Regions from separate parts of the Mus musculus genome. Here region 2 is linked to region 1. Evidence: chromatin contacts called from ENCODE Hi-C data. All regions are on one chromosome and are shown on one strand. The core of a region is the stretch at or near the end of the contact, and the rest is flanking DNA. Distances in the headings are between cores, read along the strand shown.

Evidence for each region. A loop is a pair of places that touch in the nucleus more often than their neighbours do.
Region 2: a map of T-helper 1 cell shows a loop between it and region 1 (2.8-fold over the local background). The contact joins the promoter of Cspg5 here to the promoter of Celsr3 in region 1. A Hi-C loop is called at or near these places in 2 of 37 maps with a recorded cell type or tissue (T-helper 1 cell and regulatory T cell).

The regions. Positions count from the first base shown.
Region 1 is chr9:108,823,183-108,831,136 of GRCm38, forward strand. It overlaps Celsr3 (cadherin, EGF LAG seven-pass G-type receptor 3), which reads left to right and starts at 2,863. Exons shown (of 36, transcript NM_001359572.1): 1 at 2,863-6,858. The coding sequence starts at 3,138. Gm35025 (a long non-coding RNA gene) reads right to left here and starts at 2,938. Exons shown (of 2, transcript XR_871161.3): 1 at 1,300-2,938; 2 at 1-1,183.
Region 2 is chr9:110,239,744-110,247,697 of GRCm38, forward strand. Cspg5 (chondroitin sulfate proteoglycan 5) reads left to right here and starts at 4,040. Exons shown (of 5, transcript NM_013884.3): 1 at 4,040-5,951; 2 at 6,552-7,647. The coding sequence starts at 5,855. It overlaps Smarcc1 (SWI/SNF related, matrix associated, actin dependent regulator of chromatin, subfamily c, member 1), which reads left to right. Exons shown (of 28, transcript NM_009211.2): 28 at 1-435. It also overlaps the pseudogene Rn4.5s-ps2.

The DNA of each region.
Region 1 (7,954 bases), core at 1,613-4,112:
ACCTTGAACTTCTGACCGTCCTTCCTCTACCTCCTGAGTGCTAGGATCCCAGGCCTGCCTGCTACAGCTGGTGTGTTCAGGGCTGAGGATCTACCCCAGGGCTTCAGACAGAAGCAAGCACTCCACTAAGTGCTCACCCTTTCTTTGGATTTTTTTTTTACTTACACAATCATATTGACTGTGGACACGATTTTTCCATCTTAACCTCCATATTCTTTTCAATTGGTTTTCTTGCCCTACCACACTGATTGCCTAGGTCCTCTAACATACTAACGCTGTGGCCATGCATGTAAAATGAGACCAATTAACACAATTATGTGTTTTTCCACAGCAGTCCTCAACAGCTCCACATGTGAGATATAGTATGTTCTACTTTGAGTTTGGTTATAGCCCAGTGAAAAGCTGAGGAGATACAGCCAGTATTCTATGTGTGCTTGTTTTGTTTTGAGACAGGATCTTACTATGTAGCGAAGGCTGGTCCCAAACTCAGAGATCTACCAGTCTCTGTCTCTTGGGTGCTAGGATTAAAGGTCTGTGACCCCACATCAAGACCAGAGTCTCTCTTTTGTTTATGGTGCTGGGGATTGAGCTCAGGGCCTTGATGTGCAGAATGTGCACACATTCTACAAGGAAATTCTAACAGAAAAGATAGGTCCCGTGAAGCTCTCATCACTACTGTCTGGTCTTGCCTCACATCAAATCTGCGTCTCTGAGACCTGCGTAGACCCTGCAATTGGAACTATTGAGAAGGCCACCTGGAGGTCTTACTTGTTCCTAGGAGGTAGGGACAAAGCTGGTCTTGGAAGCAGAGGGAGGAACCAACAGCATTTCATTTGAAAGTGTGGATGGTTGTCAGAGGACAACTTTGTGGGGTCGGTCTTCCACTCTTACATGGGATCCAGGGATCAAACTCGGGCGTTCAAGCTTGGACACCAAGCACCTTCACCAGCTGAACCTCCTTTAGGCTCCTCATTTTTCTCTTTCCAGGAAGTGCATTGGGAGCGACTACTGTGGGTTGGACACAGAAGTGAGGATATGTGAGAAAACAAGGTGAGGGAACGGCTTACCAACAGCAGCCACAAACGGGGGAAAAGTGGGAGACAGTCTCACGCCCGCAGCCGCCTCGAATGTCGTCTCTAGTAGACGCCACGGAGACGTCAAAGGTGGAGGCCAGTCACCAGCCCTGCATGAGGGGAAAACGGAACGATTTCCCTCAGCCAAGGTGCCTTACTTAACACATCTGCCCACGCGGCAAGAGCCGGGATGGCATCCTAAAAGTGCTGCTCAGGCAACTCGTACCGGAAGTCCAGATCCCTAAGGTCATTCAGGGGTCTCCTCTGTGATTCCAGCTGGTTTCCTCCTTGTTCAACCTGAGATTTGCGCTTTCCACTAGCTAGTCTGTGGACCCACAGAGCGGCGGGCGCTTCAAAACCAGGTCCCGCTCCTCTCTTCTCTAGTCAGGAACTACAATCCTACGGAGTACTTTCTTTAGTGCCGCTGTACATAGTCCACCTACACGCACAAATGGTGTATCTGTCACGGAACTCTGACTTGAGTCTTAAGACTTAACGACCCCAAACACTACAGCTGATACCCATGGGTCAGATCACAGCAGCCTCGTCCAGTGCAACCCGAGTGAGCCAAACCTCCCCGAAGCAAAGAAACCCAGGAGCGAGAGAATGCGTTGATTGGTTGCTGGTGATGTCATAGCTACCATTTGGGGGCGGGCCAGAGGTCTTGGCCAGGAGTTCTTGGACTGTTTGAAGTAGTAACCACTCAGCCGGGGGAACCGCACCCAGGGCAATGTTCTGGGGTCCTAGGCCTGACTCCTGTCTCGGTGTCAGAATGAATGAGTCCCCTGCACCTTGCGTTGCAGCTCATCACCGATGCCAAGTTTGGAGGCTGATCAATATAGCGCGTCTTTTGGATTATTTCTGCTGGCTAGCGTGGAACCCGCGAGGCCCTCCTACCTCCCGCATACAATGGAGTCCTCCGAGAGGGGCGGGGTCTCCCATTGTGCCAATAGAAACAATGACACTCTAATTGGAATGCGCCGCCTTTCTCTAGGATTCTGTGACGTCTGTTGCGCCACATCTAGCTATTGGTTGGTTGAGATGCGCGCGTGCCAGGAGTTGGACGGAAAGCTAGACTGGACCAGGACTAGGGAGAACTGAGCTTCTGTCGGGTTCTTCAAGGGGTTAAAGGATGCAGTTGTCGCAGGCGAGGGGGCGGAGATCTGAGGAAGCTGGGTCCACAGTTGTACAACCCTGGGTTCCACGTGGCATCTCAGAACACTGGAAAGAACCATAGCCTAGAGAGACGTGGTGTCTCTCCCAAGTCTGGGAGACCGCTAGTGACTCTCGTGGCGGAGAAGAGTTGGCTTCTCTTCCTGTCTCAGAAGGGTCGTTTTCAGATCCTGTTCTGTAGGAGCAAACAAGGAGATTTTTGCGACATGTTTCTCATAAGTTAAACTTGTTAATAAACAGTTAACGCTATTGTTTGAACCAGGCCGGTGTCTGGCCATTATTTTCACAGTCCCAGGATTCTATATGGTAACCCTTCCCAGACCGATGACAGCACATTTTCAAACCAAAATGGGTGTTAGGGCTCGGAACTAGCGCTCTAAAGGGAGACGAGATTCTCGGTCTGAAGAAAGACTAGGAAGCCACGCTGGAATAGCGCACTAGGATGAGAGGGAGGGCGGTGGCAGAGTAGCGGAGAAACTCCCAGCTCCGTTCAGCACCGTGGGCAGCACTTCTGTTCTCAATAAAGATGGCGGTAACGGCTTCAGTCGCCAGAACTGCCATGCGCGACGGGCTGTACCACCAGGTTTGGGGCATCGGGGCGGAGGTGGAGCAAACCATCGGAGCGGCCGGGAGCCATGTTGGAGCGTCGGGAGGCGGCAGCGGCGTCGGGGATGCTGTGGTGGGGGCGGCAAAAGCCGGGGCCGTATGCCAAAGGGGCTCTGGCCGCGGAGTAGATGGTGCCCAGAGAGCAGTGGCGGCGCGGAGCGACGGGCAGAGGGGCGGAGGGCCGGGGCGGCGGCAGGGGCCCAGGAGGGGGCCAGAGCAGCGGGGCGGGCCCAAGGCCCGGACCCGGGCGGGGGGCGGCGGAGGCCGTGACGGGAGGCGGGGGTGATGGCGAGGCGGCCTCTATGGTGGGGTCTCCCGGGACCGTCGACCCCGGTACTACTGCTCCTTCTCCTCTCTTTGTTCCCTTTTAGCCGGGAGGAGCTGGGGGGCGGTGGGGACCAGGACTGGGACCCAGGGGTTGCTACTACTACTGGGCCAAGAGCGCAAATCGGCAGTGGAGCCGTAGCTCTTTGTCCCGAATCTCCCGGCGTCTGGGAAGATGGAGATCCTGGCCTGGGGGTCAGGGAGCCTGTCTTCATGAGGCTCCGAGTAGGTAGGCAAAACGCCCGGAATGGTCGAGGGGCCCCTGAGCAACCAAACGCGGAGGTGGTGGTCCAGGCATTGGGTAGTCGCGAGCAAGAGGCAGGTCAGGGTCCAGGGTATCTGTTATGTTGGCACCCAGAGATCTCCTCTTGTGGGCGGACAGGGCCTTTACGAAGAGGTAGCCTGCCACTCGATGCTCTGTCCCCAGGGGATTCTGATCTGAGGAACAGCTCTCCTCACCCTTCAGAACTTCTGGCTCAGCCTGATGGCTCCAGGCCAGTGGCCTTCCAGCGTAATGCTAGGAGAAGCATCCGCAAAAGAGTGGAAACCTCTCGCTGCTGCGGGAAGCTGTGGGAGCCAGGACACAAGGGTCAGGGTGAGAGATCCGCGACTTCCACAGTGGACAGGGGACCCTTTCGGCGGGACTGCCTCCCCGGCTCTTTAGGATCTGGCCTGGGGGAGGATTCAGCACCACGTGCTGTGAGGACAGCTCCTACGCCGGGTTCAGCACCTCGCGAGTCTCGGACAGCTCCCGGGCGCATGCGCTCCCGCGGTCTCTTCCGCCGCCGTTTCCTCTTTGAGCGCCCTGGGCCGCGCCCTCCCGGGTTTCCGACTGGTCCTGAAGCCAAGCAAATACTCTCAACTAACCAGGCTCGTCCTCGTCGTGCTGCAAACCGCCACCCGCAGTTTCCTCAATACAACTACCAGACACTGGTACCTGAAAATGAGGCAGCGGGCACATCAGTACTGCGCGTGGTGGCACAAGACCCGGACCCAGGCGAGGCCGGGCGCCTCATCTACTCGCTGGCGGCGCTCATGAACAGCCGCTCGCTGGAGCTTTTCAGTATTGATCCTCAGAGTGGCCTCATCCGCACGGCTGCCGCTCTGGATCGTGAGAGTATGGAACGCCACTACCTTCGAGTAACAGCACAGGACCACGGCTCACCGCGCCTCTCAGCTACCACCATGGTGGCGGTGACAGTAGCTGACCGCAACGATCACGCGCCAGTGTTTGAGCAAGCCCAGTATCGGGAAACACTTCGTGAGAATGTGGAAGAAGGTTACCCCATCCTGCAGTTGCGTGCCACCGACGGCGACGCGCCACCTAACGCCAACCTGCGCTACCGCTTCGTGGGATCGCCAGCTGTGCGCACCGCAGCCGCCGCTGCTTTCGAGATTGATCCACGTTCGGGTCTTATCAGCACCAGTGGCCGCGTGGACAGGGAACACATGGAAAGCTATGAGCTAGTAGTAGAGGCTAGTGACCAGGGCCAGGAGCCTGGGCCACGTTCAGCCACCGTGCGAGTGCACATAACTGTGCTGGATGAGAATGATAATGCGCCCCAGTTCAGCGAGAAGCGCTATGTGGCACAGGTGCGTGAGGATGTGCGCCCTCACACGGTGGTGCTACGTGTCACGGCCACGGACAAGGACAAGGATGCCAATGGTTTGGTGCATTATAACATTATCAGCGGCAACAGCCGGGGCCATTTTGCCATCGACAGTCTCACGGGTGAGATACAGGTAATGGCACCCCTGGACTTTGAGGCAGAGAGAGAGTACGCTTTGCGAATCCGGGCACAAGATGCAGGCCGGCCACCTTTGTCCAACAACACGGGCCTGGCAAGCATCCAGGTGGTAGACATCAATGACCATGCTCCTATCTTTGTCAGCACACCCTTTCAGGTCTCTGTTTTGGAAAATGCACCCCTGGGTCACTCAGTAATTCACATTCAAGCAGTGGATGCAGATCATGGGGAGAACTCCAGGTTAGAGTATTCTCTAACTGGTGTGGCATCAGACACACCCTTTGTGATAAACAGTGCCACTGGCTGGGTCTCTGTGAGCGGTCCCCTGGACCGTGAATCTGTGGAACATTACTTTTTTGGTGTGGAGGCTCGAGACCATGGTTCACCCCCACTCTCTGCTTCAGCCAGTGTCACCGTAACTGTGTTGGATGTCAATGACAATCGGCCTGAGTTCACCATGAAAGAGTACCACCTTCGGCTCAATGAGGACGCAGCTGTAGGCACCAGTGTGGTCAGTGTGACTGCGGTAGATCGAGATGCTAACAGCGCCATCAGCTACCAAATCACGGGTGGCAACACTCGGAACCGATTTGCCATCAGCACCCAGGGTGGTGTGGGCCTGGTGACACTGGCTCTGCCGCTGGATTACAAGCAGGAACGCTACTTCAAGCTGGTGCTTACTGCATCTGATCGTGCCCTTCATGACCACTGCTATGTGCATATCAACATCACAGATGCCAACACACACAGGCCTGTCTTTCAAAGTGCCCACTACTCGGTGAGCATGAATGAAGACCGCCCAGTGGGTAGCACTGTGGTGGTCATCAGTGCTTCTGATGATGACGTAGGTGAAAATGCCCGCATCACCTACCTTCTGGAAGACAACCTGCCCCAGTTCCGAATTGATGCTGACTCTGGGGCCATTACGCTGCAAGCTCCATTGGACTATGAGGACCAAGTGACCTATACACTGGCCATAACCGCTCGGGACAATGGTATACCACAGAAAGCAGATACCACCTACGTGGAGGTAATGGTAAATGATGTGAATGACAATGCTCCTCAGTTTGTGGCCTCTCACTATACAGGCCTGGTCTCCGAGGATGCGCCACCTTTCACTAGTGTCCTGCAGATCTCAGCCACTGACAGGGATGCCCATGCCAATGGCCGCGTCCAGTACACTTTCCAGAATGGGGAAGACGGGGATGGGGATTTTACCATTGAGCCCACCTCTGGCATTGTCAGGACTGTGAGGCGACTGGACCGGGAAGCAGTGCCAGTGTATGAGCTGACTGCCTACGCAGTGGACCGTGGTGTGCCCCCACTGAGGACTCCAGTCAGCATCCAGGTGACTGTACAGGACGTAAACGACAACGCACCCGTCTTCCCAGCTGAGGAGTTTGAAGTGAGGGTGAAGGAGAACAGCATCGTAGGATCCGTGGTGGCTCAGATCACCGCAGTGGACCCCGATGATGGCCCCAACGCTCATATAATGTACCAGATTGTGGAAGGGAACATCCCCGAGTTGTTCCAAATGGATATCTTCTCTGGAGAGCTCACAGCACTCATTGACCTGGATTATGAGGCTCGTCAGGAATATGTGATTGTGGTGCAGGCCACATCTGCTCCTCTGGTCAGCCGGGCCACTGTACATGTGCGCCTAGTCGACCAGAATGACAACAGCCCTGTGCTGAACAACTTCCAGATTCTCTTTAACAACTATGTATCCAACCGCTCCGACACTTTCCCCTCAGGCATCATTGGGCGAATCCCAGCTTATGACCCGGATGTCTCTGACCACCTCTTTTACTCCTTTGAGAGGGGCAATGAACTGCAGCTGCTGGTGGTCAACCGGACCAGTGGGGAGCTTCGACTCAGCAGGAAGTTGGACAACAACCGCCCACTAGTGGCCTCCATGCTGGTAACTGTAACAGGTGAGGGGTGCTGGGTAGGCAAGTAACCTAACAATCTTAACTTGTCAGGGTTCAAACAGAATCCCAAAGTGATGAGTTCTCGTACCCAGTAAGACCTCAGAGATTCTATTTAGGTTCTTGGACAGTCTTTACAGAACCCTAAAGGTTCTGAGGCATCTAAGAACAGCAAATAACAGTTCCTAAAGGGATTGCTCTGCTCTCTTTAAAGGGGGAGGGAACAGAGATTTTTATTTTTATTTTTGATGCTTGTGTCTTTCTAGGAGAAGCCAGAATGTCAGGTTGTTTATTTCATGCCTATGTTTTAGATAAGGTTATTTTGGGTCTTGTTGGCCCCTCACTTACTTCAGTGGCCAGGAAGAGCAGCTTACTTTGGCAGCCTCAAGAAAGTTGTGCAGGAAGTCGGCCCACCTTGCTTTCCAAAGAGCAGTCCAAGGTCCTTTCCTATGGGAAAATGTCCAGAAATCCAATGGCCTTCTTTTCCCTGGGCTTTCACAAGGTGGAAAATGCTCTTGAAGTCCCACCTTCTAAAGGTGCCAGAGGCTTGGAGAACCTTTTCTGTCCCAGATGGGGGATGGGGACTTCCGGCACCTCAGCAAAGACACATTCTTAGTTTATTCTCAGATCTCTCAACAACCAACCTTTCTGGACCAACCAGCACACACTAGATCTGAGGTCAACAAAACTCTCATCTCAGAATGGACTCTGAAGTCACAAAACCCAAGTCCGGAGTGTTAGGCAGTTTGCTAACTAAAGCATGCTAAAGAGGACCCAGAGTGTGGGTAGACATCAAGGTCCCTGATATTCCTGGAGCTTGCTGGTCCAGAGTTCTGGAGAAATCCACTGAGCATTCACTGGTCCAGGATTTCATCCAGTGTCATGGGAGAGCAGTTTTCTGGCCAAAGATAGATCTGTAACACCTCCAAAAACACATCCTTGTCTCTTTCTTTCTTTTATCTTTTTTCTTTCTTTCCTCTTCCTCCTTTGTTTTGTTTGTTTGCTCTTGTTTTTTGAGACTGGTCTCACTCACTATGTAGCTCTGGCTTGAACTCACCCTATAGACCAGGCTGGCCTCAAACTCTGATCTGCCTCCCTCTGT
Region 2 (7,954 bases), core at 2,790-5,289, 1.4 Mb after region 1:
TAGGGGAGGTATAGGACTCTGCTTGTCTGTAACCTGAGGTCTGTAATGTGATTGCTTTCCAGTTTTGAGAGATGCAAGTGGGAATAGTTTTTACATTGTTGATAATCTATAGAACCTAAGTTCAACACTTCAACACAGCTCTTTCCATGACTGTCAGTTAGGTATCATTCCTGTAATAACACCCATCCAGTTTTGTGAGGGGCGGGCTTGGATACTGTGTGGTTTTTGTACAAATGTGTTTCTCAGTGTGGGTTTTTGTTTTTTGTTGGGTTTTTTTTTTTTTTTTGGTGTTTTTTTGTTTGTTTATTTGTTTTTTTTCTTTAGGTTTTGTTCTAATGAGGTAAAGGAGCTTTGAGAGTTTGGGAGAAAATGAATGAAAGTGGCTTAATGTCCCTCGTTTGCATTGAATAAATGAAATACCATTTATGAATTCTAGTCCCATTCTCTGCATTCATCCATTCATTTCTAGTGTGTCCTGTAAAGAAAGAGTACTCAGTCTCACCTGGGCCTGGTTAGATCTTAAAATGCCGTTGCTCGGGGCCTTTACACGTGCTTTAGTGTGAATGGATGCCTTCCCCTTCATCAAAGGAAGATGAGGAGGACATCCTGCCTCCTCCCAGGGGAACAGCCCTAGTGAGCCAGAGTTAGTCAGGTACCGCTTAGATGGAACCCGGTCTCATCAGCCGATAAGAGGTGCTTGCAACCAAGCCTGATGACATAAGTTCAGTCCCGTGGCTACACACATAGTGGGAGAGAACTGACTCCCAAGAATTGTCCTCTGGCCTTCACATGCACACTAGAATTACATACATATATATTTATATGGGTTTAATTTTTAAGATAGAGTCTCACTGTTGTACCATCTTGACTGGCCTGGAATTCACTATACAGATCAGTCTGGTTTTGCACTAACAGATATCCATCTGCCTCTCAAATACTAGAATTAAAAACGAATACCACCACGTCTGGCTTTAAACTTTTTCTTCTTAAAAAGGTTATGTGGTACAAAACTCTACAAATCCTTCTTAGGACATTTTATCCAATAAAAATAGGAGATCCTGCTATGTTTGAAGTGTATCACAGCTGTAAGTAAAGTAGCCAGGCTGTGCCATCCAAGCCACCAGAATGTAAAACAGTTAATAAATAGCAGCATTTCACATAGGGCAAGCATCCTTGAAGAAAATGAAAGTAATTTACAGTATCCTGATGGCAGGAAAGGCATTGTGGTACAAGCAAGACCTATCCAAAAAGTTTTTTGGTTTTTTTTTCCCCCCTGGAGAAAACTGAGAATGTAAAATCTGAACTGAGTGGTCTATAATTTCTGTATACTATCCTGAATTCAGTTCCTAGTGGGAGGTGCAACATGGATTCTGATGTGTGCTGCCTATGGAATCCTGGGGCTGGGGAGGGACTAGACTTTATTAATCCTGGGAATGTATATCTCTATCATAAAGGGCAGAGGCGAGTGGATCTCTTGTGACCCCACCTAGGGCTACATAGTGAGGTGGGGGAAGGACTTTAGTCCTGAGCTTGTGACAGAGACCTTATACCAGGTTGCTATAAAGAATGGTTGATGAGCCTGGTAGTAGTGCCTCGTACCTTTAATCTCAGCAGGAATGGAATCAGGCGAATCTCCAGAACAGCCAAGGCTACACAGAGAGAAATGCCATCTGGGAAAAAGCAGAAGAAAGAATGGATAGCGGGAGCCAGGCGTGGTTGGCATGGTTGACTTCTTTCATAGCTTTTGCATTTTCAAAGGGCTGAAGACGCTGATAGTGGCCTGGCTGTGGTAACACTTTAATCCCAGCACTGGCAGGCAGATCTCGGAGTTTGAGGACAGCCAGAGCTACGCAGATAATCCCTGTCCCAGGGATGTAGGGATGGCTAATGAGACGGGAAATTTAGTGAACCTGTTACAATTAATACCCTTGTACCTTCTGGGACCAGCCGACTCTGTTCTGACTCCTGAGAAAACCAGGGGGTTCCTGTGTTTGTTTTTCTGCTATGCAGAAATTGGAGGTAGTCGGTTGTGGTGGCACACGCTGGTAGGATTTGCTGAAGGGAGGCAGAGGCAGGAGGATCACGAGTTCGAGGCCAGCCTGGGCTACACATTAAAAGAAAGAAATCTGGGGGTAATCCTTAACTACTTGTCCGCGCCCCCCACCCCTGGCAAGCTTTTGAATGCTCTTGTAGCTTCATGGAGAGCAGCTGTGCTGACAGAGACCACCTGCCCTAAAGGTAGTTCGTGAAAACCTTAGCAAAGTAGTGACAGCACCGTAGGCACCTGACAGTAAGGGAGCTAGATCTTTCTCCTTTCCTAGCCACCTGTGGTTGGCTCTCCTACGGTCACACGGAGCAAGTGTGGGGCTGAGAGGTCGTGAGTCTGGCTTGGCCTTGACACTGACAGACTTCTGATAGCCATCTGGATTGTAGCATCCCTGCCTTCATGTATCCCAGGACAACCTTCAGCTTCTGATCTTCCTGCATCTACTGACCATGTGCCACCCAGCTAAGGGTCATCTTATTCTGCAACACCTGCAGGGTCCCTGAGAAGTCCTTAGTCCTCTTCCCAGGCAGCAGGTGTCATCTGCATTAGTTGAGTGTTTTCTCCTAACTGGCCTGGCTTTAGAGTTAGTTAATAAATTCAAAATCCCTTTGCATCATAATAACAAACCATTGCCTGGCAAAATAACCACCCCAAGGTTTGTGATAACCCTTTTCTGAAATGAGAACACTCAGTCTTTGTGAGGAAGTTTTGTCAACACAAAAGCCCTTTAGCCCGTCCCTTCCTACCAGGAATGGTGTGAGTAGACCTATTCCTAGTAGCCCATTCTGCACCCCACCCCCCACAAAAGCAATCGCTTGTCTCCATGCCTAAGATCAGAAGCTTGATCATTCTGTGGTGGTCATTAGTAACAGCTAGACATAGCAGCATAGCGGCATACCTGTACTCCTGGAACATGGGAGGTAGAGACAGGAGGGTTAGGAATTTAAGGTTGGCTTCAGGTCTGTAAAGATTGTTGCCAACCTGGGTTATGAGGGAAGGTCTCAAGGGGCTGAAGCATTAAATGCCCAGGTAAAAGTGGATGCTGGGCTGGGTAAGGAGACAAGGCTTCTATTGTCCTACTCTGCATCCTGCTCCTTTTGAAATGCAAGAAAGGAAATGAGGGTCTGTAGTGCACAAACAGCGACTTAGAACTGTTTGTAACAACAGTTCTAGCGCTTGACTCTTCTGACTCTTTGGATACCAGATATGGGTGTTGTGCAGATACTTGCAAGCAAAACACCCGTGTACATGAATTTAAAGGGTGATATAAGAAGCCTCCATATTCAGATGAATACAGCTTTTAAAAAGGAAAGCCAAAATTTGAATATGTTGGTGTTTATACTGAGGATTTAAAGTCAAATTGATGTTCTCCATCCAGACCAAATTATGTGTGGTCATGGTATGGGAGCAGTGGTGGTAGCATCAGTGAAGCAGGTGTCTTTTCTGCACTTAAGGGTGTGTACGGCAGTCATGGCAATGGTCTTTATGGCTCTGCTTGGCTTTGGAGACAAATTACCAAAACAGTAGGAAAGAGGCATGAAGAAGCCATTGCCATACAAAGCATGTGTAGCGCCCAGATGGCGCATGATGTGAATAGAGGACACGTGGAAGCTATAGATAGGCAGTGGTGGTTTCCTTGTTCTAGTTCTCATATCACTTCATGCACGCACACACCATACATTTGACACTGCTTGCCAGATCCTTTCATGCTGGAGTCGCCAGTGACTAACTCGGGGGACACACAGATTTGATGCTAAATCTTGTTCTTCTCACCACAGAATGGGCATTGCCCAATTACTCTGTTCTCAGTGTTAGGGAGGAGCAGAAGGCCAGAGGTTGGTTGGTTTGCTTGCTTGCTTGCTTGCTTGCTTGCTTGCTTAGTACCAAATTGGTGCTGGATATATAGCTCACTGACATCACTTTACTTGCATGCACAAGGCCCTGGGTTCAGTTTCAGACAACTTAAACAAAATTGAAAAAAGTGGTAGCAGAATTTCTCTGCAGGGAGGGGAGAAGATAGTTGAGGAAGGAAATATTTCACATTCGCTTGTTTGTTCTACTGATCAAAACAGAATTTAAAAGGATAGTTACGGGTGGGAAATAGGGTAGATAGAAGGATTTGGTTGGTTAGTTGGTTCTAGACAGGGATTACAGACATAAGCTACCATAACCAGCAAATACAATTATTTTGCAGTACTAGGAATTGAACCTGAAGTCTCACTCATTTTAGGCAAGTGCTCTCCCTAACTCTTAAGTGTTTTACCATAAGTAGGAAAAGACTTTATTGTGACCATGCCCTAGCATGAAAGGACTTACATAGGATCTCCTGTGTGGTAGGAACTTCCACCAACATCCACTTTTGACAACTACCACCCAGGAATTGAAGAGAGAAATAGGTATTATATCTGGGTAAGCAAGCCCCCTCTTGACTGGAACTCCAAACTAGGACACGTATGTCTGGTTGCCACTCTCTAGATGTCATACAGACCCTACATAGCCACCTCCGAGCCAGGATATAAGAGCCTAGCTGCTGGAATTTTGTCAGCCTTGAGGGGACTCTAAGCTGCAACCATACTTGTGAGAGAAAAGGAGTGTTGAACCAAGGCAACTCACTAGAAGACAGGTATGAGACAGATTAAATGATGGTCCTCCATCTTGTTCATATTTGGTCACTGACAGAAGACTATCAACACCAGCATCGCCCTTGGACTAACCCTTGGACTGAGCTGAACATGATCATTTAGGTCGATAATAAAACATCAATATGTAGGCTATTTGGAGGCGGGGAAAGCCAGGTGACTAAGCTGTAGTTCTGCCTCCCTTCCAACAGGTCTCCCAGTAAGCAGTGAACCTGGGTTAGGAACAGAGACCTCTCTCTCCACGTTGCATGTGCACCTGGCAGTGATCTAGACCTCTTGGTTTAACCAGGAACTTGGGTTTGGGTAGTACTGGTCACCTGCGGAAGGCCGCCCTGGATTTAGAAAACGCAAGGTGGAGTCCAAATACTGGGGACCGGATAACACGTTGGGTGGACCTGGCTGTGCAAGATTTAAACTAATGGCTTTGGCTGTGGACAGATTAGGTCTGATCCAATTAGAGCCTAGGCCGTAGTATTCGCCTCCTTGCCAGGCTCTGTCGATGTTCTCCCTGCTCTCCGGAAGAAGACTTAGAGTCGGACTGGAGAACCTTCTGGACACCGAATTCTGGATTGGCACCGGACAGTCCGTGCCCCGGGCTCCGCTCTCTCCACACTGGGGGCGCGGGCTTCCGCCCCCTGTGGCCCTTCCGAGCCCCGCCCCGAGCCTGCGGGTGTCGGAGCCCGCGACGTCCCCGCCTCCCCTGCGCGCGCGTGGCGGGTGGGTTCCTCGCAGGTCCGCGGCCCAGCGCGCTCAGCACTGGAAGCGCAAGCGGGCCCCGTGGGCTGCCGCCGGTGCACCTGTCGGCTTCCCCCAGTGGCTCTGCTGCCGCCCCTGCGCGCCGCGCTTGCATCGCTCTCCACGTCCCGTGCCAGAGGGGTCTGACTGTCCCCTGGCGAGGAAGACCGAGAGGGGCCGGCGTCAACGCGACGTGCTGCGGGGCGGGCGGAGTGGGGGCGGCGCCGAACGCGGCAGCGGCAAGCGGCAGCGGCGGCGCGGGAGGCGGGGAGGCGCGGCGCTCGGAGGACAGCGGCTGACGGCGGCATGCGGCGGCTCATGCTGCCCACCGTGGGCTGAGGCGGCCGCACACGGGCGGCAGGCGCAGCGGCCGGGCAAGCCGAGGGCGCAGCCAAGCCGCGCGCACCGCGCACAGCGGCAGGGGCTCCGCGCAATGGGCCGAGCTGGAGGCGGGGGCCCGGACTGGGGGCCGCCGCCAGTGCTGCTGCTTCTGGGGGTCACGCTGGTGCTCACCGCTGGGGCCGTACCGGGTAGGTATCCACCCGGACCGGGACCCCAGCCAGCCCCTTGCGCCCCACCCCATGCCAGGGTCTCGCTGACTTCAGGTCCAGGTGGAGTCCCCAAGCCCTGACAAGGGGGCGGGGCACCGCCTGGCCTACAGCCCGGGACCCGGCGGGAAAGGGGAGGAGGAGAGGACCTGTAGGGGGTGGAGGACACAGGCCAACGGGGAGCAGCCCATAGCCTGTGAACAGACAGCAGGGTGGGCTAGGGTGGGGGTGGGGTCTTGAGGTAGGGGCGGGGTCTGATCGGGGGCGGGGGGCCTAGATGCGATTTGTGGGCGAGGCTGCGGGACGGGGCGGGGTCCGGAAGATGAGGCAAGGATGAGCCAAAGTTGGGGGAGTACCCTGACCTCGTCTCGCAGACTGCGGGTGCTATTTGGGGCGGGAAACCATAGGCAATGTGTATTTACCAAGCTTGGGAGGCAGATTCAGGGGCGGGCCTTAGAAATGGGGCGTGGCCTTAGAAACCAAAGCAATGTCCCAGGGTGGACCTAGGTCTACAGGATCTACCTCAGCCTCTCACCGGGACATGCCACCTTGACACCCTGCCCCTTGCCCTCCCTCCCACAGCACGGGAAACAGGCAGTGCGATCGAGGCTGAAGAGCTGGTGAGGAGCAGCCTGGCATGGGAGTCGCGTGCCAATGACACGCGGGAGGAAGCCGGCCTGCCAGCAGCTGGGGAAGATGAGACCTCGTGGACAGAGCGGGGCAGTGAGATGGCTGCGGTGGGCCCTGGGGTCGGGCCAGAGGAGGCACTAGAGGCATCGGCTGCAGTGACTGGCACTGCCTGGCTAGAGGCAGATGGCCCAGGCCTGGGTGGAGTGACTGCAGAGGCTGGCAGTGGCGACGCCCAGACCCTTCCAGCTACGCTCCAGGCTCCTGATGAGGCCCTTGGGTCATCTACAATGCCCCCTGCCATCCCTGAGGCTACTGAAACCAGTGGACCTCCCTCCCCTGCTGTCCATGATAAGCCTAGTGTAGGCCCTGAACTCCCTAAAGAGATCCCCTTGGAGGTTCGGCTGAACCTGGGAGGCAGCACACCAGAGCCCACTTTTCCCCTTCAGGGCACTCTCGAGACCCAACCAGCCTCAGATATAATTGACATTGATTACTTTGAAGGATTGGATAGTGAGGGTCGTGGTGCAGACATGGGCAGCTTCCCGGGGTCACCAGGAACCTCAGAAAATCACCCTGATACCGAAGGAGAGACCCCTTCCTGGAGCCTGCTTGATTTGTATGATGACTTCACCCCTTTTGATGAGTCTGATTTCTACCCCACCACATCCTTCTATGATGATTTGGAAGAGGAGGAAGAAGAGGAGGAGGATAAGGATACAGTAGGAGGTGGAGACCTGGAAGATGAAAACGACCTTCTCCTGCCCTCTCAAAAGCCTGGTGTGGGGCCTGGGACAGGACAGCCCACCAACCGGTGGCATGCTGTTCCCCCACAGCATACTCTGGGGATGGTACCTGGCAGCAGCATCTCTCTTAGGCCCCGCCCCGGAGATCCAGGCAAGGACCTGGCCTCAGGAGAAAATGGCACAGAGTGCCGAGTTGGCTTCGTCAGGCACAATGGCTCCTGCCGGTCAGTCTGTGACCTCTTTCCGAGTTACTGTCACAACGGCGGCCAGTGCTACCTGGTGGAGAACATAGGGGCTTTCTGCAGGTAAGGGAGTGAAAGATGTCCAGGGGCCTGAGCAGTGTGATGGGACAGACTCAGCCAATGGGCATTCGAGAGGCGTGACTTCCCAGATGAGGTACATTCACAGGATCCCCAGGTTTGCTAAGAGCCAGGCACGTAGGGTACACACCAGTGATCTTACACTGGGGAGGCTCAGTCAGGACAATTGTGAATTTGAAGCCAACATGGACTACATAGTCAAAAAAAAAAAAAGTTATTTGTGATCTTGCCATCGGGACTCAGAAGTAATATTTGTCTTTAAAGGCTAAGTGAAGGGATTCCTCCTGGGCTG